2 separate regions of the Homo sapiens genome follow, and region 2 is linked to region 1. A link is an interaction called in ENCODE POLR2A ChIA-PET data of the cell type or tissue named here. Cell type or tissue: Caco-2. All regions are shown on one strand. Links, peaks and the distances in the headings refer to the core of each region. The heading gives the core; the rest is flanking DNA.

Region 1 (5,376 bases), core at 197-5,196:
CTCACTCCATGTCCTACCACAAGACTCTTTTCTCCTGTGGGCTTAACCCCTGCATTGGGTACCACCAGAGGGCAGTAGCTCCGCCAGGATCTGGGTGGGGCTATGTAAAAAAGTTCTGGAGGCTCTGAGGTCAGACCTAGGATACAGTAGAGACAGATGTTTCTTTCAGCTGCCCTGGGTGTGCCATGAGTATTTCTGGATCCATTGATGAGGCAGCTGTAACACTCTTTTCTCACTTTGTTTCCCCCAAAATGCTGAGTGAATGGCCCTGTGGGGTTGGTTGGAGCTGAAGGGGCCCAGCTAGAGTGGAGGGACTTGTTTTTCCATGTTCATTGTCCTCTCTTTAGCTGGTCTTTCTGAATGTCAGTGATCCTTGCCATCAATGTGACGTGCCTGGTTCTCAAAGGAGCAGGAGGAACTATAAGGAGCCCTTCTTTAAAACAACCACTATCAGGGCCTCAACTGTCCTACTGATGCTCAGATCCAGTCCTGACCTCTCACCTAAACTCACTGTCGGCTGCTTCTTCACTGGTCCTCCTGCCTCTTGACTCTCTTCATCTCAGATTCATTCTGCAAATCATTCAGCAGCCTGACTAATCATCCTAAACTCCCGGAGTTCGGGAATTGTCTCTTGTTTACTGCTGTAGCCTCAGCTCCTAAAACAGTGCTTGATGCCTGGGTAGTGCTGAATACATTTGATGAAGGCAATATTGAATGTATTTCCTCTAGATCCAGTAGCATTATTAATTTGTATGGTTTTATTAAGAATTGTTTCATTCATTTATTCAAGGAACATTTTTGTCTCTCGCCACATGCTAATCCCTGAATGTGGTTGGTAGATAATATACCAGAGATAAGTGATCTTACAGGGCTTACAATCTAGTTTATGCTGAGAAAGGAAGTTGAATCTTTCCTGGATTCACTTCCACACGAAACAGACGAACGAGAAAGATATGAGTTCACTTGCTTTTTTGTTTTGTGTTCACTGCAGGCTTCTTCCAGGAGTTATCCCAGGGCAGGGCTGAGTGTAATGGGAGGATGAGGCAGGAGAGTAGGTGAGCCCCAAGGTCCTGAGAGAAGCTTCAGAGACTTCCAGGCTCTCATCTCCAAGTGGGGGATTGGGTTGAGTTTATAACCTCCTTTCCAATGCAGTATCACAGAGTAGTTGAGAGTGCTCACATACTGAAGCCAGTTTGGACTCAAATCCTGCCCTAGCCATGTGACCTTGGGCAAGGTCTCTATGCCTGTTTCCTTTCTATGCCTCAGTTTTCTCTCCGTAAAATAGACATAACTGTAATACCCACCTTACATCGCTTGTAGCATTGTGAGGGATAAATGAGTTATCACATGTGAGGTTCTTTAAACAATGCCTGAGAGTGAAATAGATGTTTGCCACTACTAATTTACTTACTGTTAGGCATTTTCATCTGTTAATATGAAAAGGAAAAAGGAAAGGTGGTTTTGCATAGTTGTGATGGAAAAACTGAGGCTCAGAGTGATTAATCTTTCAGACTCACCAGGTGGGGAAACAGGGCTGTTGGGGCCCAAAATTTACTTAGATTTCAGTGCGTTTCCTAGGTCTGAGTTGGGACTTAAATACAGAACACCAAAGAGATCATCTCTTTAACATACAGCATTCTAACTGAGTTTGTCTCTTTCCTTTGGATAAAATACCTTTCTAAGAACATTTTACTGAGAAAAGAGGACAAAAGAGAATTACCCTATAAAGATGGAGTCACTCTCAGAACTCACAGGCTGTGTCAGTTCCATGCTTTTTTTTTTTTTTTTCCTTTTTTTGTGAGACAAAGTCTTGTTCTGTTGCCCCGGCTGGATTGCAGTGGCGTAATCTCACCTCACTGCAATCTTTGCCTCCTGGTTCAAGCAATTCTCCTGCCTCAGCCTCCCTAGTAGCTGGGACTACAGGCACCCACCACCATGCCCAGCTAATTTTTGTATTTTTAGTAAAGAAGGGGTTTCACCATGTTGGCCAGGCTGGTCTCAAACTCCTGACCTCAGGTGATCTGCCTGCCTTAACCTCCCAAAGTGGTGGGATTACAGAGGCATGAGCCACTGCACCCGGCTCTGTCAATTCCATTTTAAGGGATATCTGAACCTCACTCTTGGCCTCAACCTTGACCACCTCACTACTTAAGTAAGAATGATCATATGGCTTCTACCTGGGATCCAGGCTCAGCCATTCCCAGGATGCTTCTACAGGAATGTACAAACTATCCACTGAGTGGCAATTCTGTTTGAGCCTTAAAACAAACAAAAAAACTTGGACTAGGAGCCAGAAGACCTTGTCTCTGTGAACCTCTTGACCATTTATTAGCCAAGTGATAATTGGGTGAGTCACTTGACCTTTCTGAGCCTTTGCTTCCTCATGTCTTCAGCAGGGAACAGCCTCTTTCTCAGATAACCATTGGGTCAGTATTTTGGCAATTGTACAGCTCTGAACAGTGAGCAGTTAGGACACAGCAGTGAAAGACAAACATTCTGTGACCTGTGTGAAACAATGTAAATGTCTGCTTTACTGTTTTGAGCTTTAGACTTTGGTCTGACCCATTGTGCCCAGGTGGAGTTAGCAGTTAACTCCTGTGATTCAGTTCATTAGGGTGACCCCGCCCCTTTCACTCTTCATTGCTGTGGAGAAGAAGAAGGCAGGGCTGTTGGATGAAGGGTCAGGAACCTCAAGATCAGTAAGGGGCTAAATTTTGGGTCCTCTGAGAAAATGTTGCCATCTGGGCAATATGATATCTATTTTAGGATCGCTGGGAAAGGACTCGGGTCAGTGATCTCAGTGTTGCCTTTAGATCCTCTAGGTTGTTCAGGGCCTCAGCATCCATGACAAGTGACAGTGGCTCAGCTCTATTAGCAAAGAACTGACCAACTTGTTGATCTATATTCACCTGTTTGCCTTTTGTGTCTGTGCAGTTGACATGGTTGGTAGTGATGTGGAACAAGCATCCTGTAGTTTTCCACTGTACCCAGTCTGCCTAAATTTAATAGAAAATAATTAAAAAAGCCAAGTAGTGCCTGCAGCTTTTCTGCGCTCATAAATGCAGTCATGAGGCTCAGGGTGCAATTAGCAGCCTCCAAGTGTCTCTGGAAACCTGAGTGTGTCAGCGTCTTCTTGCTGACGGTAATCAGACCTCATGGCTGCAGTCAGAATGCAGAGGGCCCGGAGTAATGATACCGACCTACATGTAGTGAACAAATTACTGGAAAAGGGGCTCAGGCTCCTAGGCCCTGGTGTGTTATGCCTGTGCTCCACTGGAGACGCCTGCCGGGCTCAAACTAAATACACATCTTGCTCATATTACATCTTATCCAAGTAAGATTTTCCATTACCACAACATAGGAGACATGAAGGGCATGGTGATTGCTAAAATCATACAAGACTGGTTGTCTGCGCTTGGCACTGCCAGGGTCAGAAAGTCATCAGTGTATGATTGCATATAACTTGCATTCCGTTTTCATCTTTCTGTTCTCTCCACTTTCTTCAGTGAGGTCTGATTACATGCAAGTCATGGCCTCCCCTTTCCTCCTCCTCATCTACTCGATAATCAAATCCCGTTGCTCTGGCTGTAGTCATTTCTCTTGAAAGCATGCCTTCCTCTTTGTTCGTGTTGTCACTTCACATTGTTTCAGTTCCTTACAGACTCTCATCTACACCATTGTAGCAGCCTCCTCTGGTTTTCCTGCCTCTGGACCTTCCCCCAACTTTGTGATCTGTACTTCTAGGGTTACTTTTTGAAAATAAATCTGTCCATGCAATTTCCCTGTGCTTAAACCCCTTCCTTGTTCTTTCTTTCATGTGGCTGGCGTTCAGGGCCATTTACAATCTCACACAAACTGCCCTTCCAGCTCCACCTTCTGATTCTTGCCACCATGAGCAGCTTCTGTGTTTTTTTGTTTTTTTTGTGTGTGTTTTTTTGTTTTTTTTTTTACAAACTTCCCTTTGAAAATGCTGTACTTGTTCACCTCCCTGTGCCTTTACACATACCATTCTTTCTGTCTGAACATACCTGTTGACCCTTTAATACCCACTGTAATAAATGTTGCCTCTTCTCTCAAGCCTTTCAGTCCCTATACCATTACCGTTTTGTACATACAACGTGCTAGGTGTGTCTCCCACGTGAGATTGTAAACTTCTTGAGGACAAGTACTGTGTTTTATTGATTTTTTTACCTCCAGCATATACCACAGTAGAATACAGCAGTTACTCAATACGTGCTTATCAAACATGTACAATGCAACGTAGAATTCTGTACCAAGACCGTTTATAGTCTGGTGAGGAACATCAGTTAGCTCATGATACCACTGTGCCAAATGGATAAGTGTCCTAAGAGAGGCTTTAATACACACATGGTTAAGTCACAGATTGAAATGCCTGTCTGAGAAGAACTGTTTGTAACTGGGATTTCCTTTATTGTGGTAAAATATACATACATAATATTTATCATTTTAACCATTCATAAATGCTCAATTCAGTGGCATTAAGTACATTCACAGTGTTGTGTAACAATTTTCATTATCTATACCCAAAACATTTTCATTATCCCCAACAAAAACTCTGTGCCCATTAAATAATAATTTTCCCTTTCTTCCTCCCATCAGCCCCAGGTAGACTATTCTTCTTTCTGTCTCTGAAGGTACCTAAGTACCTCATATAAATCAAATTATACAATATTTGTCCTTCCATGTCTGACTTATTTCATTAAGCATAATGCATTTATGAGTGCATTTTTAAGGTCCATCCATGTTATAGCATATATCAAAATTTTATGCCTTTTTATGGCTGAATAATATCCCTTGGTATGTGTGTACCACATTTTGTTTATCCCTGTCATTGGACACTTGGGTTGTTTCCACCTTTTGGCTATCATAAATGATACTACTATGAAAATTGGTGTACAAATATATCAGTTCCAATTCCCGCTTTCAATTCTTTTGGACATATAGTTAGGAATGGGATTGCTGGGCTATATGGTAGTTCTATGTTCAGCCTTTTGAGAAACCGCCAAACTGTTTTCCACAGTGGCTGTACCATTTTACATTTTCTTCAACAATGCATGAGGGTTTCAGTTTTTCTACATCCTTGCCAATACTTATTTTTCTTTTCTTTTTAAATTATAGCCATCCTAGTGGGTGTAAATGGAATTATCTTGCTCGGCCAGGTGCGGTGGCTCACGCCTGTAATCCCAGCACTTTGGGAGGCCAAGGCGGGCAGATCACAAGGTCAGGAGATCGAGACCATCCTGGCTAACACGGTGAAACCCCGTCTCTACTAAAAATACAACAAATTAGCTGGGCGTGGTGGTGGGCACCTGTAGTCCCAGCTACTCTGGAGGCTGAGGCAGGAGAATGGCGTGA
Region 2 (5,376 bases), core at 244-5,243, 630 kb after region 1:
TTGAGTCTGTGCGGCCGCTGCGGCGGGGCTCACGGCACAAATTGGAACGTTCAAACAGCTGATTGTGACGTCACAAAGGGGCCCGCCCGCCTCGCGTCACCGGCTGGCGGGGCGGCGGCCAATCCCGGGCTGCGGATCCCCCCCTGCCCCTCCCCTCCCCTCCCCTCCCGGTTTGCGGGCCGGGCGCTCGGGCCGGGAAACGTTCTCGGAACCGGGAGGGTGAGTGTTCGGGGAGGCAGCTGCGGGGAGCTGGGAGCCCTGCGCCGCGGCGAGCTCTCCGCGAGGAGGATCTCCACTCCCTCCTACCGGCTCCTTATTTTCCTGATTCTTCCCGGATCGCAGCGCCCTCACCTCTCCCACTGCTCCCCAAATCCTTTCACTGCATCCTATATCCAAGTCCCCCGATGCGGACCCTGTTCTCGACCCACACCACGTCCGTGCACCTGCATTCTCCCCACTGCCCTTATTCCTGCTCTCCCTCCCCCCTCTGGCTCACCTCCTCAGCCTTACACACTCTGCTTTCCCACCCCGTTTTTCCTCAGCTCGGCGGGCTTGAGAAAAGAGGGACATCCCCAACCCCCGGTTCCCGGGGAGCATCTGGGAATGTAGAGAAGTTAGTGAAGCTGACGTGAAATTTCGCAGAGTAGGACTTGGAGAGGAATTGCCCTGGGCTGAGTAAACATTGACCTGAGACGGCTCCGCGCTTGAACGTTTACATACCTTATTTAATCTATGTTGCTACCGGGGCTGTAAAGAAGTGGCAGGACAGGGACTGATTATGAGTCCTGATTTACACGTGGGAAAGCTGAGTCTCACAATCTCACTGTTAGCGTGTGAACTCATGTTCAACAATGCATTCAACATTTATTAGGCACCTACTATTGCACCACCATACCACTAGCTGACATGTATTGGCACACTTACTGTGTGCCACGACCTGTGCTATGGGTGTGTTTTTTTATCTTCACAACAACCCAAAAGGTAGATATTGTCCCGTTTAACAGTTGAGGAAACAGACTCAGAGAGCTCAAGTGACTTTCTTAGGTCACAAAAGTACAGTCAATGGCAGAGCCAGGATTTGAACCCATAGCTCCCAGCCCTGACCCTCTCCATTCTCTACATGAACCAGATGGTCTAAACCTCAGGGCGCTTTAGCCTCCCCAGAGTCCTGGCTTTCAGTCCTGACTGTGCCCTAGACTTGCTGTGTGACCTCAAGTCATGTTACCTCTCTGGGTCTCAGTTTGTCAAACAAACATATCCAGGCTTCCCTCTAGAGCTGCCATTGTAAGATTCTTCCACACTCTCTGCCCTCAGGATTCCACCCACCCCACGCTCTAGGCCCCAGCTCTCCCAGTGGCCTGGGAGATGCCCGAGAAGAGACCACAAATACACATATCAGAATCTCCAGGGCCAGAGGTTCTAGGTCAGCAGAGCAGGGCTGGTGGGGGAGGGTCCGAGAACTGCCCACCTAGCCCAAAAGGAGGCCGGAGGTGACCTAGGCCAGAGGTTAATGATCTAGTGATAAAACTTTTTTTTTTTTTTTGAGACGGAGTCTCGCTCTTGTTGCCCAGGCTGCAGTGCAGTGGCACGATCTCGGCTCACTGCAAGCTCCGCCTTCCGGGTTCACGCCATTCTCCTGCCTCAGCCTCCCGAGTAGCTGGGACTACAGGCGCCCGCTACCACGCCCGGCTAATTTTTTGTATTTTTTGTATTTTTGTATGTTTAGTGTTAGCCAGGATGGTCTCGGTCTCCTGACCTTGTGATCTGCCTGCCTCGGCCTCCCAAAGTGCTGGGATTACAGGCGTGAGCCACCGTGCCCGGCACTCTAGTGATAAAACTCTATCCCAGCCTCATCTGAAACCCCCAAGGGACTCCTTAACCCTAGCGACAGGGGAAGAAGCCAGAAAAAAATAACCCAAGGCTGAGGGGTGGAGAGGGGAGTGGCATTGTGGCCCTTGGAGTGTTATACCCAAAGTGTCCTCATTCCATGCAACTCTGAGCCTCTGCCCATCACAGCCACTTCCTGCTAACCTCATACCCTTTCAGACCTACTTGCTGACTTTAATTAAATAATCCCTAACACGTCTCTCCTGTCAAGCCACTTGTTTGTTCTAAAACCTGATGTGGCTCCTAAAGCCCCACACTCCTAACACAGAACTCATGCCCCCCATGCTCCGGCCCCAGTTCTCTCCAGCTTCACCTCCCCTTCTCCTACACGCATCTTGTGCTAAAGTCAAACTCCTTGTTGACTCTACAGCACTCTCCCACCTCCACCCTTTTGCTCAAGCTGTTTCCCCTGCCTGGAATGCCTTCTTCAGAACTTTCTGAAATCCAGATCTTTCCTGTCTTCAAGATTCTACTTGGCCAGGTGTGGTGGCTCACAGCCATAATCCCAGCACTTTGGGAGGCCAAGGCAGGAGGATTGCTTGGGGCCAGGAGTTTGAGACCAGCCTGGCCAATATAGCGAGACCACTTATCTGCAAAAAATGAGAAAATTAGCCAGATGCCATGCACCTGTAGTCCCAGCTGCTTAGGGAGGCTGAAATAAGAAGATCACTTGGGTTTAGGTTACAATGAGCTATGATCAAGCCACTGCATTCCAGCTTGGATGACAGAGCCAGACCCTGTCTCTTAAAAAAGAGAGAGAGAGGGAGAGATTCTACTCACCCTTTCTTCCTCTAGGTAGCCTTCCTTGTCCCTACCCACGAGTTGATGGCTACCTTGATGGACGTTTATTTGTCCATAAACAGTAAGTGATGATGACTCATTGTATGTGTATGTGTCTTCTCAAGTGGATGGTTGGCATCCCAAGGGCAGAGTCTTTGTCCCTATACTGCCCGCACCCAGCTTGTGGGGGTCTGGCATAGAGTAGACTTTCATCACAGGCTCAGTAGTTATAGCTTGAAGCTTAAGAAGGGTGGCTGGGGGCTGGGCACGGTGGCTCACGCCTGTAATCCCAGCACTTTGGGAGGCTGAGGCGGGCGGATCACGAGGTCAGGAGATTGAAACCATTCTGGCTAACACGGTGAAACCCCGCCTCTACTAAAAATACAAAAAATTAGCCAGGCGTGGTGGCGGGCGCCTGTAGTCCCAGCTACTCGGGAGGCTGAGGCAGGAGAATGGCGTGAACCGGGGAGGCGGAGCTTGCAGTGAGCAGAGATCGTGCCACTGCACTCCAGCCTGGGCGACAGAGTGAGACTCCATCTCAAAAAAAAAAAAAAAAAAAAAAGAAGGGTGGCTGGTTCAGGAGTATACACCTGCACTCTCTACCCTGTGTACAGGCAATGGTCTGTTGAACACATGGTTCTGGTTCCCCAAGCCCAGAAAAGGGGGCTCTTGGCTACACTCTGGTACCTTAAGTGACCGGACTCTGTTCCCAGAATTAGCTGAACCCCATTTCTAGGCTGCTAAGTCTTTCTAGGCTGCTAAGTCAGATCTCAGTCTTCCATTTCTCTGTAGAGTCAGAGGTACCCATGGAAGTCCCCTCCTGAAACCCCTAGGACCTATTCCTCCTGTCCACTACAAAGATTTATTACCTGGGCTGGAGGAGGCTTCAGACCTCAACTCATCCAAACCCCTCATTTTATAGGTGAGGAAACTGAGGTGCACTGAGACACATGCAGGTCAAGATACTTGCTTAGAATCATACAGCAGCAAAGCTATCTACTGACCCTGGCCCCAGAAAGTGGGCTTAGTATTCTGAGACTCTGGTCTGGGCCGGCAGGCTGTAAAAAGAGGCAGCAGAGCTGGGCGCGGCAGTGCAGGCCAGTAATCATAGCACTTTGGGAGGCCAAGGCAGGAGGATTGCTTAAGCCCAGGAGTTCGATACCAGCCTGGCCAACATGGCAAAATCCTGTCTCTATTAAAAATACAAAAATTAGCTAGGTGTGGTGGCCTGCACCTGAAGACCCAGCTACTCAGGAGGCTGAGGTGGGAGGATCAATTGAGCCTGGGTGGTTGCACTTCAGCCTAGGCAACATAGGGAGACACTGTCTCAAAAAAAAAAAAAAAAAAAAAAAAAAAAGGCAGTGAACATCATGCTGGGGTAACTCTGGAGTCTCATTTCCAATCAGACAGAGGGTGCCATTCCTATGCACACACATGGATAATCATGGGTATCTGTGCATACAATGAAGGCATCCATATATAAACATATACACACATGCACATGAGCTCATACTCAGAGTTACTAGGGACCCACGCCCATCTAACCCATGCCCAGGTGTGAGTACCTGCCCAATTTCATGGGCTGCAGGACTGGAGGTCAAGAGGCCACCCTTCAGGCCGGGCGCAGTGGCTCACGCCTATAATCCCAGCACTTTGGGAGGCCGAGCCAGGCAGATCACCTGAGGTCAGGAGTTCGAGACCAGCCTGGCCAACATAGTGAAACCCTGTCTCTACTAAAAAATACCAAAAAACTAGCCAGGCGTGGTGGCATGCACTTGTGGTCCCAGCTACTTGGGAGGCTGAGGCAGGAGAATTGCTTGAATCCGGGCGGCAGAGGTTGCCAGTGAGCAGAGATCACGCCACTGAACTCCAGCCTGTGCAACAGAGCAAGACTCCATCTCAAAAACAAAAATAAAAAAAAAGAGGCCACCCTTCTATTCCTCGGGCTTGCCCTCACCTGGGGGCTCCCCACTGGCTTGCCACTCCCACTGCCTGCCCCCCTCCGTGCCCCCTTAAAGTGATGTGTCAGCCTGGGTGTGTCGCTCAAGGGACCTTGTGTGTACTTGCAGGTATGGGCCAGTCTGTGTGCTTAGCTGGAGGACTGGCCCACCACTCCTTTCCTTCCCCACCCTCCCCTGCCCCCCGACCTGAGATAGAGAGTGAGGCTGAGAGGAATCCCTCTGACATAGATAATAAATTCTTCCTATCTTACCGGTGAAAAAACTGAGACAGAGAGGGGAAAACATTTAATTGGTAAAGCCAGCTAGAGCAGGCATAATCCCCAAATTCCCCCAACAGATGGGCCTACACATTAACAAGAGGCCATATTCCAAGAACTTCTATTCAAAAAGCTTTGTTGTGGCCCAGGTGTGGTGGCTTACACCTGTAATGCCAGCACTTTGGGAGGCTAAGGCCGGCACACAACTTGAGCTCAGGAGTTCAAGACCAGCTTGGCCAACATGGTGAAACTAAAAATACAAAAATTAGCCAGGAGTGATGGCAGGTGCTTTTAATCCCAGCTACTCGGGAGGCTGAGGCAGGCGAATCACTTGAACCCAAGAGGTGGAGGTTGCAGTAAGCTGAGATCGCACCACTGCACTCCAGCCTGGGCAACAGAGCAAGACTCTGGCAAAAAAAAAAAAAAAAAAAAAAAAAAAAAGCTTTGTTGTTCAACCCACGATGTCTGAATTTGAGCGTAACTCAAATTGT

The links. ChIA-PET counts read pairs that join two places held together with the same protein. Peaks named below come from ENCODE experiments on the same cell type or tissue, not always from the same donor. Only the 100,000 strongest peaks of a DNase experiment are listed, where the experiment ranks them.
Region 2: POLR2A ChIA-PET joins it to region 1 with 12 read pairs; 1 of 35 experiments calls an interaction of 5 or more read pairs at or near these places.

Annotation. Positions count from the first base shown.
Region 1 is chr20:35,324,424-35,329,799 of GRCh38, reverse strand. The region is part of intron 7 of UQCC1 (ubiquinol-cytochrome c reductase complex assembly factor 1); the gene reads left to right. Among named protein-coding and RNA genes, the nearest start is that of FAM83C, 35 kb to the right of the region's middle. In Caco-2, for the core only: no CTCF peak of the experiment used is centred there; a DNase peak (open chromatin) is centred at 2,439.
Region 2 is chr20:34,698,980-34,704,355 of GRCh38, reverse strand. LOC105372599 (a long non-coding RNA gene) reads left to right here and starts at 174. Exons shown (of 2, transcript XR_936690.3): 1 at 174-219; 2 at 543-697. It overlaps TP53INP2 (tumor protein p53 inducible nuclear protein 2), which reads right to left and starts at 12. Exons shown (of 5, transcript NM_021202.3): 1 at 1-12. RefSeq lists a silencer at 1-216. In Caco-2, for the core only: no CTCF peak of the experiment used is centred there; DNase peaks (open chromatin) are centred at 675 and 1,305; H3K4me3 peaks cover 1,056 bases.